2 separate regions of the Homo sapiens genome follow, and region 2 is linked to region 1. The links are chromatin loops, found by intact Hi-C in ENCODE. Cell type or tissue: heart right ventricle. All regions are shown on one strand. Links, peaks and the distances in the headings refer to the core of each region. The heading gives the core; the rest is flanking DNA. Region 1 has its middle 23 kb from the start of LINC02925. Region 2 overlaps CERK (ceramide kinase).

What was found. Peaks named below come from ENCODE experiments on the same cell type or tissue, not always from the same donor. Only the 100,000 strongest peaks of a DNase experiment are listed, where the experiment ranks them.
Region 2: it touches region 1 in a loop (4-fold over the local background); 45 of 110 quality-filtered maps call a loop at or near these places.

The regions. Positions count from the first base shown.
Region 1 is chr22:46,559,906-46,568,226 of GRCh38, forward strand. No RefSeq gene overlaps it. Among named protein-coding and RNA genes, the nearest start is that of LINC02925, 23 kb to the left of the region's middle. RefSeq lists enhancers at 1,677-2,428, 3,867-4,161, 4,151-4,320. In heart right ventricle, for the core only: CTCF peaks have their summits at 3,604 (motif pointing right) and 3,809; DNase peaks (open chromatin) are centred at 3,606 and 3,952; H3K27ac peaks cover 785 bases.
Region 2 is chr22:46,725,402-46,733,722 of GRCh38, forward strand. All of the region lies in intron 1 of CERK (ceramide kinase), which reads right to left. Among named protein-coding and RNA genes, the nearest start is that of CERK, 8.7 kb to the right of the region's middle. RefSeq lists an enhancer at 506-1,006. In heart right ventricle, for the core only: no CTCF peak of the experiment used is centred there; DNase peaks (open chromatin) are centred at 3,242, 4,371, 5,773 and 6,318; H3K27ac peaks cover 6,579 bases.

The DNA.
Region 1 (8,321 bases), core at 149-8,148:
CTAGGAAAAACTCTTATGGACATTGGCCTAGGCTAAATATTTATAACGAAGGCTCCAAAGGCAAATGCAACAAAAACAAAAATAAACAGGACCTACTTAAACTAGAAAGCTTCTACACAGCAGAAGAAATAATCATGAAAGTAAACAGACAACTTAGAGAATGGGAGAAAATGTTTGCAAACTATGCATCTGACAAAGGACTAATACGCAGAATCTACAAGGGACTCAAATCAGCAAGAAAAAAAAATAATAATTCTGGCTGGGCGCAGTGGCTCATACCTGTAACCCCAGCACTTTGGGAGGGCAAGGCGTGCGGATGACTTGAGGTCAGGAGTTCGAGATCAGCCTGGCCAACATGGTGAAACCCTATCTCTACCAAAAATATAAAAAATTAGCTGGGTGTGGTGGCAGGGCCTGTAATCCCAGCTACTCAGTAGGCTGAGGCATGACACTCAACTTGAATCCAGGAGGCAGAGATTGCAGTGAGCCGAGATTGTACCACTGCACTCCAGCCTGGGTGACAGAGTGAGACTCTATCTAAAAAAATTAATAAAATAAAATAAAAATAATAAATACTTTATAAACATTAATTTACTGACTCTTCTTAATGACCTTGATGTTATATTCTGTTTGATCCCTATTAACAGACAAGGAAACTCGGGCACAGAGAGGCTAGGTTACTCATTCAGAGTCACACAGCCAGTGTGCAGCAGAGCCAGAAGTAAAGCCCAGGGAGTCCCACTCCAGTCTGTGCTCTTAACCCTGGGCCATGACATGTCATCACCCTAGGTGTGCAGTGAGGGGACTGGGGCCTAGGAAGGGGAAGGGACTCATACCTGAAGCCACACAACCAGGGTCCAGCCCTAGGCAGGCTCTTTCTCCACAGAGACAGAGCCGGTTTGGGCCCCTCCTCTCTTCTCTTGGTGACAGTTTTGCCCATGGGCATCCTGCGGGCAAAGGGGAGGCTGAGTTTCTGGTTTGTGGGTGTGTTTCAGGAAGTGCAGCTTGATGGGGTCAGTCTTTGTGTGCAGGGAGAGGAGCTGGGTGGAGGCTGGCTGGATGACTGGGCCTAGGCCTCCGGACAACGGAAAGGAGCAGAGAAGACGAGGGATGCGTCCCGGCACTGGTATTGTGGAGAGAGACCCCAACCCCCAGGAGGGTGAGGAAGGGGCTGTTGGTTCCCCCGCTGGTGAGCAAGGGCTGGCTGTGGGAGGGGCTCCAGGAGCGGAGGGGAACTGTTAAAGATTCAGACCCAGCTGGGCGCGGTGGCTCACGCTTGTAATCCCAGCATTTTGAGAGGCTGAGGTGGGCGAATCACCTGAGGTCAGGAGTTCAGACCAGCCTGCCCAATATGGAGAAACCCCGTCTCTGCTAAAAAATACAAAAATTAGCCAGGCGTGATGGTGCACACCTGCAATCCCAGCTACTAGAGAGGCTAAGGCAGGAGAATCGCTTGAACTCGGGAGGCGGAGGTTGCAGTGAGGTGAGATTGCACCACTGCACTCCAGCCTGGGCGACACAGCGAACTCTGTTTCAAAAAAAAAAAAAAAAAGATTCAGACCCAGCCTCCGCCCCCTGTGTCACACAAACTGTTCTCCTCCTAGGGCAGGCTTAGAGGGGCCCATGCCTGGGGCACCCAGGTTGGCAGGCAGCTTCGTGGATGCCTCTGGGGAGGCCTTCCTGACTGCAGGCCGGCTCTGGGGTGCTGCAGAAGAACTCACTTCCATCTCTTCTATGATGGTGGTGTAGGTAGCCATGTTTGACAACATGTGACGATGCCTGGTGGTCACGTGATTCCAAAGGCACCACACCATAGGTCAGCCCAGGACCAATAGCTGGTGGCAGGAAGCAAGGAGCTGAACAGGTGGATTCACCCCTGGGGACTTCAGCCTGGCCATCCCAGAAGAGGCAGCTGCTGACAGGGTCTCATGGAGGGCTGAGGATGCAGGGAGGTCTGGGGGTCTTGAGGGCCACATAGGGCCTTGGGAAGTCTTGGGAATTTAGGCGACCTAGGAGACCTTGTGGGGCTTTAGGAGGGCCTAAGGAACCTGGGGGGCCCTGGGGATCGTTGAGGGGCCTGGGAAGGCCTTGAGGGGTCTCTGGAGGATCTTTTGGGCCTTGGGGGCCTGAGGAGCCTTGGGGGACCTCCAGAGGCCTAAGGGACCTTGGGAAATCTTTGGGACCTTAGGGGGAGAGGGGATGTAGGAGACTTGAGAGGCCTGGGGCTTTGGGTGGACCTTGGAAAGCAAGGGAGGTTGGGAGGGCCATGGCGGGTGGAGCAGCCCCCCCAGAGGGCCTGGGTCATTCAGCAGCCACAGCCTGGACATTGTGCTCCGGCTCTGGGAGCCCTGGTCATTCCCTCTGTGTGATGGGGGGATCCCAGGCCTGCTCCAGCATCCCTGTGAGGGTGAAGTGATCCCAAGGGGACAGGCATTGCCCTCACCCTCAGGCCTGCATGCCCCACACTCCACTTCCACACAAACTCATCTGAAGGCACATGAGGCTGTGTGGTCTACCAAAGGCTTCATGGGGAGGTGGAGGAAGGAGCCCCATTGCGAGACATCCCCGTGTCCCCAGAGCTCCTCTCACACTGACAGCCACTCTCTTCACTGGTTCGTATAAAGTGCCCAGAACAGTGCCCGGCACACAGGAGGTGTGAGCCATCGTCACTGCTGTCACTGTCTTTCAGTTCTCTCTTTCCCAGACGGCCTCTCAGGATCCCTCTTTTTGCCTCCAGCGATCTGGTGCCCCTCGTGTCAGAACAGATGCATCCTGCGATGCTCCTCACGTGAAACAGGAAGAGCCTATACATGAAAATGTGCGTCTTCCCCCATGGTGTTTCGTTTTCTTGCGGGGGGACTGAGTCTCATTCTGTCGCCCAGGCTGGAGTGCAGTGGCACGATCTCGGCTCACTGCAACCTCCCACCCCCAGGTTCAAGTGGTTCTCCTACCTCAGCCTCCCGAGTAGCTGGGATTGCAGGTGCCTGCCACCATGCCCGGCTAATTTTTTGTATTTTTAGTAGAGATGGAGTTTCACCATGTTGGCCAGGCTGGTCTCGATCTCCTGACCTCAGGTGATCCGCCTTGGCCTCCCAAAGTGTTGGGATTACAGGTGTGAGCCAGCACACCTGGCCCTCTGTGGGGTTTAGAAGTAGCTCAGCACAGGCCAGGTGCAGTGGCTCATGCCTGTAATCCCAGCACTTTGGGAGGCCGAGGCGGGCAGATCATGAGGTCAGGAGTTCGAGACCAGCCTGGCCAACATGGTGAAACTCCGTCTCTACTAAAAATACAAAAAATTAGCCGGGCGTGGTGACGCGCACCTGTAGTCCCAGCTACTCGGGAGGCTGAGGCAGGAGAATGGCGTGAACCCGGGAGGCGGAGCTTGCAGTGATCCGAGATAGCGCCATTGCACTGCAGCCTGGGCGACAGAGCAAGACTCCGCCTCAGAAAAAAAAAAAAAAAAAGAAGTAGCTCAGCACAGCATGTGGCGGGTGCCACCCAAGAAGGTGGCACAGAGGACAAAAGTCCACAGAGGACAAATGCAGCCAGTGTGGAAATCAGGCCCCAACTTGCGGGGCCGAGGCCGTGAGCAGCCACAAGGTGGCCCCAGTGAGCTTAGGGACCAGCTAGTGCAGGGCAGGTGGGAGGTTCACGCACAGCTAAATTAGGCTAAGAGAGACGTGGCAGGGTCTCCCTGGGGCAGCAGGTGGGGGCTCAGCTCACCCTGGCTCCCGGCTGCACAGCTCAGAGTGGGCACCTCCTCGCCTGAGGAGAAGGAAGGGCCGCCTGTAGCCAGCAGGTGTGCCAGCATCCTCCTACCTGGGCTGGGGCCCGGAAGGCGAACACAGGGCAACCGAACCCATTGCAGAGCAGGGCCTGAGGGCTGGCTTGGGAGCAGGTGGTTGGAGTCTGGCTCTGAACAGGCCTTGATCCGTCCCTTGGGTCCCCCAGGCCCTTCCCAGCCTCCACCCCGTGCTGCAGGCCACACCTACAGCCTTCTGTGCCGAGGGCTGTGCCCCTGGAAGCCACGTGGGGCAGACTGGAGCTGCCTGGGTCCTGGAGCAGCATTTCTGGGGCTTCAGCCCAGGGGAGCTGACTGGATTTGCGGCTACACTCACACCACACTCCTCCTCCGGGCTGGGCCGGGTGAGAGGAGGGAGATGAAGGAGGGCGGGCCTGCCCTTGCTGGTCATCAGGGTCGCTCATCTCTGGGGATCTGGCTGGAGCTAGGAATTGAGGAAGGACAGGCTGGTGGCAGGGGCCGGGGCTGGGCTTCTGGCGGGCCAGGCCCCCCTCTAGGGAGGTCTGTGCTCACTGCATCCCTAGGGACACAAGCCCAGGGCCAGGGCCTCATGCTTTCTGGCCTGGCAGGCTGCCTGCCTCAGCCCCACCCCACCCAAGGCATCCAGGGACACTGGCCTGTGGCAGACACGCCCACAGCTTTGCTGTGTGTCCATCTTTGTTGCTTCTCCTTTTGGGGAGCTACCCCTACCCCTGCACTTTAACAGGTGAACCCAGTGTGAGCCACTGCCCCGCCCACCAGCCCCTGAATCAGGCCAAAGAAGTGAAAACCATCTGACCACAGAGGAGGAGCCTGGGGGCGCAGCAGGGCCCCAGCTGGCCGGAGGTCAGCCTCAGGGTGGGTGGCCTGGAGGCCAGCTGTCTGGAGGATCCTGAGCAGAGAGGGGGGCAGGCCCTTGGTGCCTTTCCTTCCAAGAGGGGAATCTAAAGGGAGAGAGTGACATCAATCCAAGGCCCACCGTGCAGATGCTGATTACAGAGGCCAGCGGAGGTGACACAGGTCCTGCCCAAGACAGTCCTGGAGATGGATGGTGGGGCTGGTACCTGTCTTAATTTGCTGCATTGCTAGAAAGAAATACCCGAGGATAGGTAATTTATAAAGAAAAGGTGGTAGCCAGGCACAGTGGCTCACACTTGTAATCCCAGCACTTTGGGAGACTGAGGCAGGCAGATCACCTGAGGTCAGGAGTTCGAGACCAGTCTGACCAACATGGAGAAACTGTCTCTACTAAACATACAAAATTAGCCAGGCATGGTGGCACATGCCTGTAATCCCAGCTACTTGGGAGGCTGAGGCAGGAGAATCATTTGAACCCGGAAGGCAGAGTTTGCGGTGAGCCGAAATCGCGCCATTGCACTCCAGCCTGGGCAACAGGAGCAAAACTCCGTCTGGAAAAGAAAAGAAAAGAAGAGAAAAGAAAAGGAAAGGAAAGGAAAGAAAAGAAAAGAAAAGATGGTTATTTGGCTCATAGTTCTTCAGGCTGGTACAAAGAAGCGTGGCACCAGCATCTGCTTCTGGTGAGGCCTCAGGAAGCTTCCACTCATAGCAGAAGGGGAAGGGTAGCAGGCATCCCATGGAGAGAGGAAGGAGGGAGGAGAGGGGGAAAGGAGGTTCCAGGCTCTCTTTAACAACCAACCCTCGCGGGAACTAATAAAGGCAGAACTCACTGTTAACGCAAGCACCAAGCCGTTCATGAGGGGTCCGCCCTCATGATACAAACACCTCCCGCCAGGCCCCACCTCCAACACTGAGGATCAAATTTTAACCCGAGATCTGGAAAGGACAACATCCAAACTATATCAGCATCCCAACAATGAGAATGTACTTCATGTTACCTCAAAATGGCTAAGACAGTAAATGTTTAAACATGGGTAAATCTAAGTAACTATTGGCTGCATAGAATAACATTAATTTTTCATTGTCTTTTATATAGATAAAAATTTTATTTATTTATTGAGACACAGTATCGCTCTATCACCCAGGCTAGAGTGCAGTGGCACGATCTCAGCTCACCGCAAACTCCACCTCCAGGGTTCAAGCGATTCTCCTGCCTCAGTCTCCCGAATAACCGGGACTACAGGCGTGTGCCATCACGCCAGGATAACTTCTGTATTTTTAGTAGAGACAGGGTTTTGCCATGTTGGGCCAAGCTGGTCTTGATCTCCTGACCTCAGGTGGTCTGCCCGCCTGGGCCTCCCTAAGTGTTGGGATTACAGGCGTGAGCCACCGTGCCCGGCTTATATAGGCCGGGCGCAGTATAGGCCTTGCCCATACCCATCAATAGCCACTACATTCGTGAATAGCCACTGCATTCCAGCCTGGACAACACAGCAAGACTATATCTATTTTTTGTTGTTTTTGTTAAAGTACATTAGTGGCCGGGTGCAGTGGCTGACGCCTGTAATCTCAGCACTTTGGGAGACCGAGGTGGGCAGATCATTCGAGGTCAGGAGTTCGAGACCAGCCTGGCCAACACGGTGAAACCCTGTCTCTACTAAAAATACAAAAATTAGCCCAGCGTGGTAGCTTGCATCTGTAATCCCAGCTACTCAGGAGGCTGAGGCAGGAGAATCGCTTGAACTCAGGAGGTGGAGGTTGCAGTGAGCCAAGATCACACCACTACACTCCAGCCTGGGTGACAGAGCCAGACTCTGTCTTAATAAATAAATAAATAAAGTACATTAGATGATGTCTTAGTCCCTTTTGTGCTGTTATCACAGAGTATCTGAGACTGGGTAATTTATAAACAATGGAAGCTTATTTGGCTCATAGCTCTGGAGGCTGGAAGTCCAAGAGCAAGGTGCCAGGATCTAGGGAGAGCCTTCTTCGTGCAACACCCCATGGAAGAAGGCAGAAGGGCAAGAGAGTGTGCACTGAACCCATTCTTTTATCAGGAACCCACTCCCAAGATAACTAACCCACTCCCAAGATAACTAACCCACTCTCATAACGAACCCACTCCCATGATAACTAACCCACTCCCAAGATAACTAACCCACTCCCAAGATAACTAACCCACTCTCATAGCTAACCCACTCCCAAGATAACTAACCCACTCCCAAGATAACTAACCCACTCCCATGATAACTAACCCACTCTCATAACTAACCCACTCTCATGATAACTAACCCACTCCCAAGATAACTAACCCACGCCCATAACGAACCCACTCCCATGATAACTAACCCACTCCCAAGATAACGAACCCACTCCCAAGATAACGAACCCACTCCCATGATAACTAACCCACTCCCAAGATAACTAATCCACTCCCATGATAACTAACCCACTCCCATGATAACGAACCCACTCCCATGACAACTAACCCACTCCCAAGATAACGAACCCACTCCCAAGATAACTAACCCACTCCCATGATAACTAACCCACTCCCAAGATAACTAACCCACTCCCAAGATAACGAACCCACTCCCATGATAACTAACCTACTCCCAAGATAACTAATCCACTCCCATGATAACTAACCCACTCCCATGATAACGAACCCACTCCCATGATAACTAACCCACTCCCAAGATAACTAACCCACTCCCAAGATAACTAACCCACTCCCATGATAACGAACCCACTCCCAAGATAACTAACCCACTCCCAAGATAACGAACCCACTCCCATGATAACTAACCCACTCCCAAGATAACTAATCCACTCCCATGATAACTAACCCACTTCCATGATAACTAACCCACTCCCAAGATAACGAACCCACTCCCAAGATTACTAACCCACTCCCATGATAACTAACCCACTCCCAAGATAACTAAACCACTCCCAAGATAACTAACCCACTCCCATGATTATAAACCCACTTCCATGATAATGAACCCACTCCCGTGATAACTAACCCACTCTCATGATAACTAACCCACTCTCATAACTATAATTAACCCACCCCCAAGATAACTAACCCACTCCCATGACAACTAACCCACTCTCATAACTATAACTAACCCACTCCCAAGATAACTAACCCACTCCCATGATAACTAACCCACTCCCAAGATAACTAACCCACTCCCAAGATAACTAACCCACTCCCCTAACCCACTCTCATAACTAACCCACTCCCAAGATAACTAACCCACACCCATGATAACTAACCCACTTTCATAGCTATAACTAACCCACTCCCATGATAATGAACCCCTCCTATGATAACTAACCCACTCCCATGGTAACTAACCCACTCCCAAGATAACTACCCACTCCCATGATAATGAACCCCTCCTATGATAACTAACCCACTCCCAAGATAACTAACCCACTCCCATGATAAGTAACCCACTCCCATGATAAGAAACCCACTCCCATGGTAACTAACCCACTCCCAAGATAACTAACCCGCATCCATAACTAACCCACTGTCATGATAACTAACCCACTCTCATAACTAACCCACTCCAAAGATAACTAACCCACTCCCAAGATAACTAACCCACACCCATGATAACTAACCTACTCTCATGATAACTAACCCACTCCCAAGATAGCTAACCCA
Region 2 (8,321 bases), core at 225-8,224, 170 kb after region 1:
GAATGCGGACGGTCCTCTAGAAGCAGAAGGAACTGCCCTCTGAGGGTTAGTCTCAAATTGCCGGCACCAAGCAGCATCCCCGCACAGCACGTGGTGTGTGGACATGCCACAGCATCCGCGGGAGAAAACACACCTGACCCAGGTGGACAGATGCTGTGGGAACATCTTGCAAAGGGCGGAAGGTGGGAATTGGGGGCACTTTCATATTCTTTTGCTGACAGAGATAAATTCTCGTGACAGAATTCTCGTGAGACACCACAGTGACTCGTATTGACATGCAGTGAGCTCTTCAATAGAGGTAATGATCAAATGGCCATCACATTCCAGAAAAATCAAATGCCATGTCAGCGAGTGAGGCTGGCCTCCTGGTTCTCGTGCGGCTCACGCGTTTGCTGACTCCCTCTCTGCAGACCACTGCAGCATTTGCCACAGTCTGGGTAATGCCTGCTAGGGGCAGCTGAGAGCACGCTGACTTCCAGCTGCTTCTTTTTCCATTCTGTTCTCTGTGCTTTTTAGTGCTTGTTGTGATCCACTAGAATTAAATTTATTTCATGCTTGTGACTTACAGATGAAAACAGTGCCTGCTGTCAATCAGCTTTGATACTAGAAGTTCCCGGATTAAACTGAGCCACGCGCAGTGGCCTCCCATCCAGCAGGAGGGCCCACGGGTTTCCCGTGTGTCACGGGGCACTGAGTGTCTGCCAGTGACATGGGTGCACGTGTGTGGGCACGCTCATGGCAGGGCAGGGTCAAGGTGGCAGAACATGCCGCTCCAGACCTCACGCAGCCGTCGGGAGGCCCCAGATGTCTTTCGCCTCTTGGGCATATGCAACGAGAACAAGAGCGAGTTCCCAGCTAAGAGCACAGGGGAGCACAGCGGTCCCTGGGACTCTCCCTAATGCAAGCTGCCACGTGAGGACCGGCAGAGGGAACAGGGTGAGAGAGCAGGCCGCTGCCCACTGCGCCCACTGGAGCAGTGCCAAGTACAGTGTGGAAGTCTGTGGATCACACCCACACACACTGCAGGGGATGCTGAGGCCCAGAAGTGGCACGGGCCACACTGACCTCCACATGCCCGGCCCGCTTAGAGTCCAAGCAGTAAGGGTCACCCCAGAGGAAGAACACCCAAGAGATCCGAGTGGCTGGGAGGCCTGATTCCCCCTGCAATGACATGCAATGCAAACGCATTTCCCTGGCAACCCGCCGCTCAGTAAACATGAGCTGTGTGAACATCTGATCTTCATTAAAAATTAAAGGTGAGTGCTTGCCTATGCCAAGGAAGACCAAAAACCAGCCCTGCCCACCACTGCCAGGGAGAGTCCAGAAATCTCACGTGCAGGAAACTCAGAGATGGTCAAACTGTCCCCCGCCCCTCCCCGCCCACCACGTCCACCCTGACACAGCCCTTGATGGGTCTGATACACAGATGGAAGGTGGGGGAAGCCAGAACCCACGTGACGCCCACAGGTCAGCCCTGAGCTGCGACTTATCCAGACGCGACTGCGTGTCCCCAGCCCTTGCCTCCGCTGCGGCTGCTGCTGTCATACAGGGATGCGCCCAAGTTTCGTCTTTTATGGGAAACCTTCTGATTGTAAAACATTAGCTACAATTTTAAAAGGAAGAGAAAAACTCACCATGCAAATCTAACAAAGAAAAAAATCTGTGGCCAAATTTAGCCCAAAGACCTCTGCTCTGCAACCCAGTGAGGCTGAGCCGTGGTTTTTCTGACCGCACGGATGATGAAGAAAATCTCACAGCAAGCCCCCAGAGTTCATGATGCTGGGATAAGGTACCTGCCAATCATAACTTACTGCTATTTCATGCCATAAAATGTGACCTTTGACCCTTGTCAGCACACCATTAGTAGCCACCAATGTCTCCTCTTCTTTTTTTTTTTGAGACAGGTCTCACTGTGTCACCCAGGCTGGAGTACAGGGGTGCAATCTCAGCTCACTGCAGCCTCGACCTCCCAGGCTCATGCAATCCTCCCACCTCAGCTTCCCAAGTAGTTGGGACCACAGGTGTGTGCCACCATGCCCAGCTGTTTCTTTTTTTTTTTTTTTTTGAGAGATGGGGTCTCTCTGTGTTGCCCTCAGAGACCTGGTTGGTCTCTCTAACTCCTGGGCTCAAGCGATCCATCCACTCAGCCTCCCAAAGTGTTGGGATTACAGGCGTGAGCCACTGTGCCCAGTCTTCTTAGTTCTAGGGACACATCTCAAGTAAACAGTGTCCATTCCCTGTGGAACCCACCCCAGAAATCCTTCCTCGTCCTAACGTCCCGATACCAGCCTAAGGGTGCTGTGGTCCGCGTGCCCCACTCTCAGGCAGGGGCCTGGTCAGCATCCCACAGGACCACCCGGTGACCACCCAAGGTCCATGGGCTTCTGAACATCCTGCACATGCCGCCCCAACACTCCCCTGGCCCAGCCACCCCCCCCGGCCCTGCCACCCCCGCGGCTCCTTAGCATGGATGCTCCCTTAGCATGCACAGGAGGCCTGGACCTGAGGATGCCAAATCATTCCTCTCAGGAAACAGGGCTGTGGCATGTGGACGGGCATGTCACCTGCACAGCCCACGTGGCAGCCAACACACAGGACTTTGCTTTTCCTGTTAAGCCAGGAGGTTCTGGAGGGCAGGGTGGAATTACACACCTGCGCAGCCCCTGTGTGTGGGTTCAGGAAATGAATCAGACTAATCCTAGACCTGCTTAGACGACACCCGCAGAACTGAAGTCCATACCAGCTGGCATCTCAACACAGAACACCCGCCGTCCCCACTCCATGCTGTCAGGTCGCGGGAAACCTGCATCAGCCTCCCGTCCTAGGGATGAGACGGGGTGTCCAAGGGCTCCAGGGACCGTACGGTGCCTCAGGGAACTTTGTCATGGGAACTGGACTGATTTTGCTCCAGGAACCCCGCTCTTCCCCCCGTGCACCCTGCTATGAAAGGCCACGGGGGCTACTTAAACAAATCCCAGAGTCCCTGCCTTTGAAGAGGGAGCTCACCCCAGATTCTGGAGCAGCCTCGCTCTGAGTCCCCACTCCCCAACCTGTGAGCTCAGCTCTAAGTCCCACATCTCCACCTCTGAGAAGATAACAAGGGGCGTCTCAGAGGGCTATGAGGATCCCATTGGGTGTGAAGCCCGCAGCACTGCAGGGCACAGTACACGCTGGCCTAAATGGAAAGCAGCATTCAGACATCTAGTTCTGGCCAGAATGAACCAAGCCCGACCGCCTGTCTCTCCCACCCGCTATGACTGATAGCTCTGGACAAGATACAAGAAACAGGCAGTGAACCGGGGACACCAGAGATCCACAGCAGCAGGCCCGCTGGCTGGAGAGGCCAGCGTGCAGAGTCAGCAGCTGGGAGCTGGGTTTATCTCCAGCTCTGGCCTCGGGGACGTCTGAGCTATGGGGCAGCAGGGTGGGTGCAGGCCCCTGTCCCAGAGAAGCCAGGGTGTGCTGAGGGCAGAGGGGTGCTCAGAGGAGAGGGGGCTGGAGCAGGAATACTTGGCTCTGAGAATGACCAGATGAGTCCAGCCTCACTCCTGAGGGGCCAAAACAGGGCAGCCAGGGCCTCGGAGGCTGGACAGCCAGGGCCCACCTCCCTCGCCACATGAGACAGACCTGCCATCTGTACCCAGCCAGGCTGAGCACCTGCTTTTGAAAAAGAAAAATTGGCTGGGTCTGGTGTCTCATGCCTGTAATTCCAGCACTTTGGGAGGCTGAAGCGGGAGGACTGCTTGAGGCCAGAAGATTGAGACCAACCTGGACAACATAGTGAGGCCCTGTCTCTACAAAATAAATTTTAAAAATTAGGGAGAATGATGGTACATGCCTGTAGTTCCAGCTACTTGAGAGGCTGAGGTAGGAGGACGGCTTGTGCTCAAGAGGCTGCAGTGAGCCAAAACTGAGCCACTGCACTCCAGCCTGGGAAACAGTGAGACTGTAAATAAATAAATTAATTAATTTAATTAAATAGAAAAATTGTCCAAATGACTTTATTTTTTATTAATTTTTTTTAAGAGACAGGGTCTTGCTCTGTCACTCAGGATGGAGTACAGTGGTACAATCATGGAACACCGTAACCTCGAATTCCTGGTGTCAAATGCTCCTCCTGCCCCAGCCTCCTGAGTAGCTGGGACTACAGGCATGCACAACACCCAGCCTCCAAAAAACATTAACAGGACTTGGCCTTACAAAATAATGTACCAAATATCCAGGAAACAACCCACAATAAATCAGCACACCAAGAACCAGGAAATGTTAACGTTCTCAAGGGAATAATCAAAAGACGTCAAACCTGAGATGACCCAGATGTTGATGTTATCAGACAAAGACTTCAAAGTAGTCTTTGGCCAGGCGCGGTGGCTCATGCCTGTAATCCCAGCATTTTGGGAGGCCGAGGCAGGTGAATCACGAGGGCAGGAGATCGAGACCATCCTGGCTAACACGGTGAAACCCTGTCCCTACTAAAAATACAAAAAATTAGCCAGGCGTGGTGGCAGGCGCCTGTAGTCCCAGCTACTCAGGAGGCTGAGGCAGGAGAATGGCGTGAACCTGGGAGGCGGAGCTTGCAGTGAGCCAAGATCGCACCACTGCACTCCAGCCTGGGTGACAGATCGAGACTCCATCTCAAAACAAACAAACAAACAAACAAACAAAAAACAAAGCAGCTGTTATAACCATGCTCACTGAGACACAGTTGAACATACTTGAAGTTTTCAGGAAAGAGGCTGGGAGTGGTGGCTCACGCCTGTAATCCTAGCACTTTGGGAGGCCAAGGCGGGCAGATTGCCTGAGCTCAGGAGTTCAAGACCAGCCTGGGTAACATGGCAAATCCCTGTCTCTACTAAAAAAAAAAAAAAAAATAGCCAGGCATGGTGGCAGGCACCTGTAATCCCAGCTACTCAGAAGGCTGAGGCACGAGAACTGCTTGAACCCAGGAGGTGGAGTTTGCAGTGAGTCGAGATCACACCATTACACTCCAGTCTGGGTAACAGAGTGACAGTCTATCTCAAAAAAAAAAGAAGTTTTCAGGAAAGAAATGGAAACTATTGGAACCAAAAGGAAAAATTTAAAACTGGAAAGTACAGTATCTGAAATTTAAAAATCACCAGATAGGCTTAGCAGCAGAATGAATTAGATAGAGGAATAGTGAAGTTGAAAATAGGTCAGCAGAAAGAATCTATTCTAAAGAGCAGAGAGAAAGAAATTGTTTTAATGCACAAGCACCTTCTGCTTCTGGGAGGATGGATTAGCTGTGCTTTTCCTACTCCTCCTATTAAGTGAAGCCCTGGACGTCACACATGAAACAAATATAAGAAGACTCTGACAGGCAGAGAAAAGGCAGCTGTTCAGGGCCTGGGATCTGAGAAAGACACACGGCATCCCCCTGGGGGTTTCCTTTGCCTCGTCTATCTTGGATTTGGAACTGGAGCAGCCTGAAACCTGGAAATGCCAACAGGTACAAACGCAGAGCCCCAGTGAAAGCCAACTCAGTCTAGCCAGGGAAGGGGCAGCTTTGCAAGACAGAAAACTTTGAGACAATAACAACCTACCCCAGAAAAAAACGGGCCCAGCCCTCCAACCAAGCCCAAGTGGCCAACTAGCAGCTTAGACTTCCACCCTTGAGAGGCTGTGAGCAGGCACCCCACAACCTCTGCCAGGGCTGTACAGGGGAGGCCACGCAGGAAGCTGGAACCCCCATCAGCGCCAGCTGGTAAAAAGCCTCATGCCCACTAGGCATTGGTGGAGACAAAGGGGCAGCCCAGCCCGGGCCCCCACCCTGCACTGGCGAGGTGCCCCTTCCTCCTTGCTGGAGTGGAGTAAGAGGAGGCCTGGTGGGGAGACAGGGCTTTCACTGCCACTGAGCTGCAAGGTGCCCACACTCCACCCACGTGCTGTTAGGGGAGTGCATGTGGGGAGCGGCAAGGAAGCACCTCCACCCCCCGCCAAGGTGGCCTTAGCAGAGGCCTGGCGGGAGCTGTACCCCCCACCCACCCGGCAATGACAAGCAGCCCCTGACTCCGCTGCCAACAAGGCTGAGGGGAACCTGGGCTTCCACCCCCACCTGGCAGTACCAGCGCCGTTCCCTGCTGGAGCAGTGCCAGAGAAACCAGCTAAACAGAAGGTGTAAACGCTGCCCAGTCTTGGAACATACTGCAAAATAACCAGTGCTAGGTGAGTCTGGGAAGGAGGGCTGGGCCTTGGTGAGGCTGAGGATAGAGGAAAACATGTCAGGCAGGGAGGGCAGAGGGCACCTGGGGAGGCACAGGGCATGCGGGAGATAATGACGGCTGGGCTGGTGAGCACGTGTGCCCCGGGAGCAGGTGGGGGCAGGGCCAGATCGGGGGAGGTCAGGAATGCAAGCCAGGCCACAGGCACGCATGGGCGAGCAGTGCCTGGAAGAACTTTGTAGCAGGGCAGGGTGTCTAAACATCAATGGGGCACACAGGCTGGCTGTCAGGACGGGCCAACGGCACTGGAGAAGGGATTAGTGACCCTCAGGGTGCTCTCTAAACTTCCAATCCCCATCATCCAGGGTTCAGCCGCCGGGGTGCTCCCTAAAGAAATTCAAAAGGCAGCAGGAGGGGTCGGGAGGGGAAGACCGGGGCCAGCTGGAGGCAGAAGTCATCTGACCCAGTCTGTGGCAAAAAGGGGACCAAGGTCAGCGAGAAAGGAGAGAAGAGGTATGGGATCCGGACAGCCGAATCGAGAACCCAGCAGACGTGTGGGATCCGGACAGCCGAATCGAGAACCCAGCAGGCGGTGAGGGTGGGCCACTGGCCTAGGAGAGAGGCCGAGTAGCTGGAGCTTGTATGCGGGTGACAGGCTGGCTGTCTCCAGGACAGAGGAGAACTCGTGCCTGGAAGTCCACGCTGGGCTAATCGCTGAAGCCATTAAGTTGAGATGCATCCTGGACCAGCTACAGGTTCCTGAGATAACCCTCAAAAGGCAGGACTCAGCTGCATTTCTCATAGAAAACGCTGTTATGCAAAAATCTAGACTGTTAGAGAAGAAAAATAAATTGGGTGGGGGGGACGGGAAGTAAAACACATTAGGAGTTTCTTAAACACACAGAAAGTGTATCTTCTCGAGTATGAAAGTTTCTTAAATACTGGTGGTTTAATTTCTCTGGGATAGATAATCAAAAATGGAATTGTTGGGTCAAAGGATATCACTTTTTTTTTTTTTTTTTACAGTTTGAAAACACTGCCAGATTACTTTCCAAAAACACCCTAGCAGTTCCCACTTCCCATTCACCGGGTCTGCCAGCCCAGAAGCGTCCTGAAACTTCCCCAGCACAGAGCTGTGCTTTCGCCCTTCCCCATCCCTTGCTGGTTGAGAGCAGCATCTCATCATTGCCTTGGGTCAGTATCTACTCAGACGCTCAGCATCCACTTCCGAATGTTTTCTTCCGTGAATCGCCTACTTATATCCATTGCCATTTGTCTAATGGATTGTCTGCCTTTTTTCCTATCAATTTTTATGTAAGTTTAAAATGTTCAAAAAATGTTAACCTGGCCAGGCGCGGTGGCTCACGCCTGTAATCCCAGCACTTAAGGAGGCCAAAGAGGGAGGATCACGAGGTCAGGAGATTGAGACCATCCTGGCTAACACAGTGAAACCCCATCTCTTCTAAAAATACAAAAAATTAGCCGGGTGCAATGGTGGGTGCCTGTAGTCCCAGCTACTCGGGAGGCTGAGGCAGGTGAATGGTGTGAACCCGGGAGGCGGAGCTTGCAGTGAGCTGAGATCACGCCACTGCACTCCAGCCCTGGGCGACAGAGTGGGACTCTGTCTCAAAAAAAAAAAAAAAAAAAAAATTAACCCTTTCTCTATCCTATTTGTTGCAAATATCACCCCCATCATTTTTTATTTTTATTTTATTATTATTATTATTATTTGAGATGGAGTCTCGCCGTGTTGCCCAGGCTGGAGTGCAGTGGTGCAATCACAGCTCACTGCAACCTCCGCCTCCCAGGTTCAAGAGATTCTCGTGCCTCAGCCTCCTGAGAGGCTGGGATTATAGGCGCACGCCAACATGCCTGGCTAATTTTTGTATTTTTAGTAGAGACAGGGTTTCACCATGTTGGGCAGGCTGGTCACGACCTCCTGACATCAAGTGATCCACCCGCCTCGGCCTCCCAAAGTGCTGGGATTACAGGTGTGAGCCACCACGCCCGGCCCTTATCTTTTTTTTTAAATTTATGATATCTTACAAAAGAAATTTTAAAATTATTTCGTCAAATAATCTAGCTTTTTCTTTATTCTTTCTGGATTCCATCTTGGTTAGGAGAGCCTTTTCCCATTCCAAT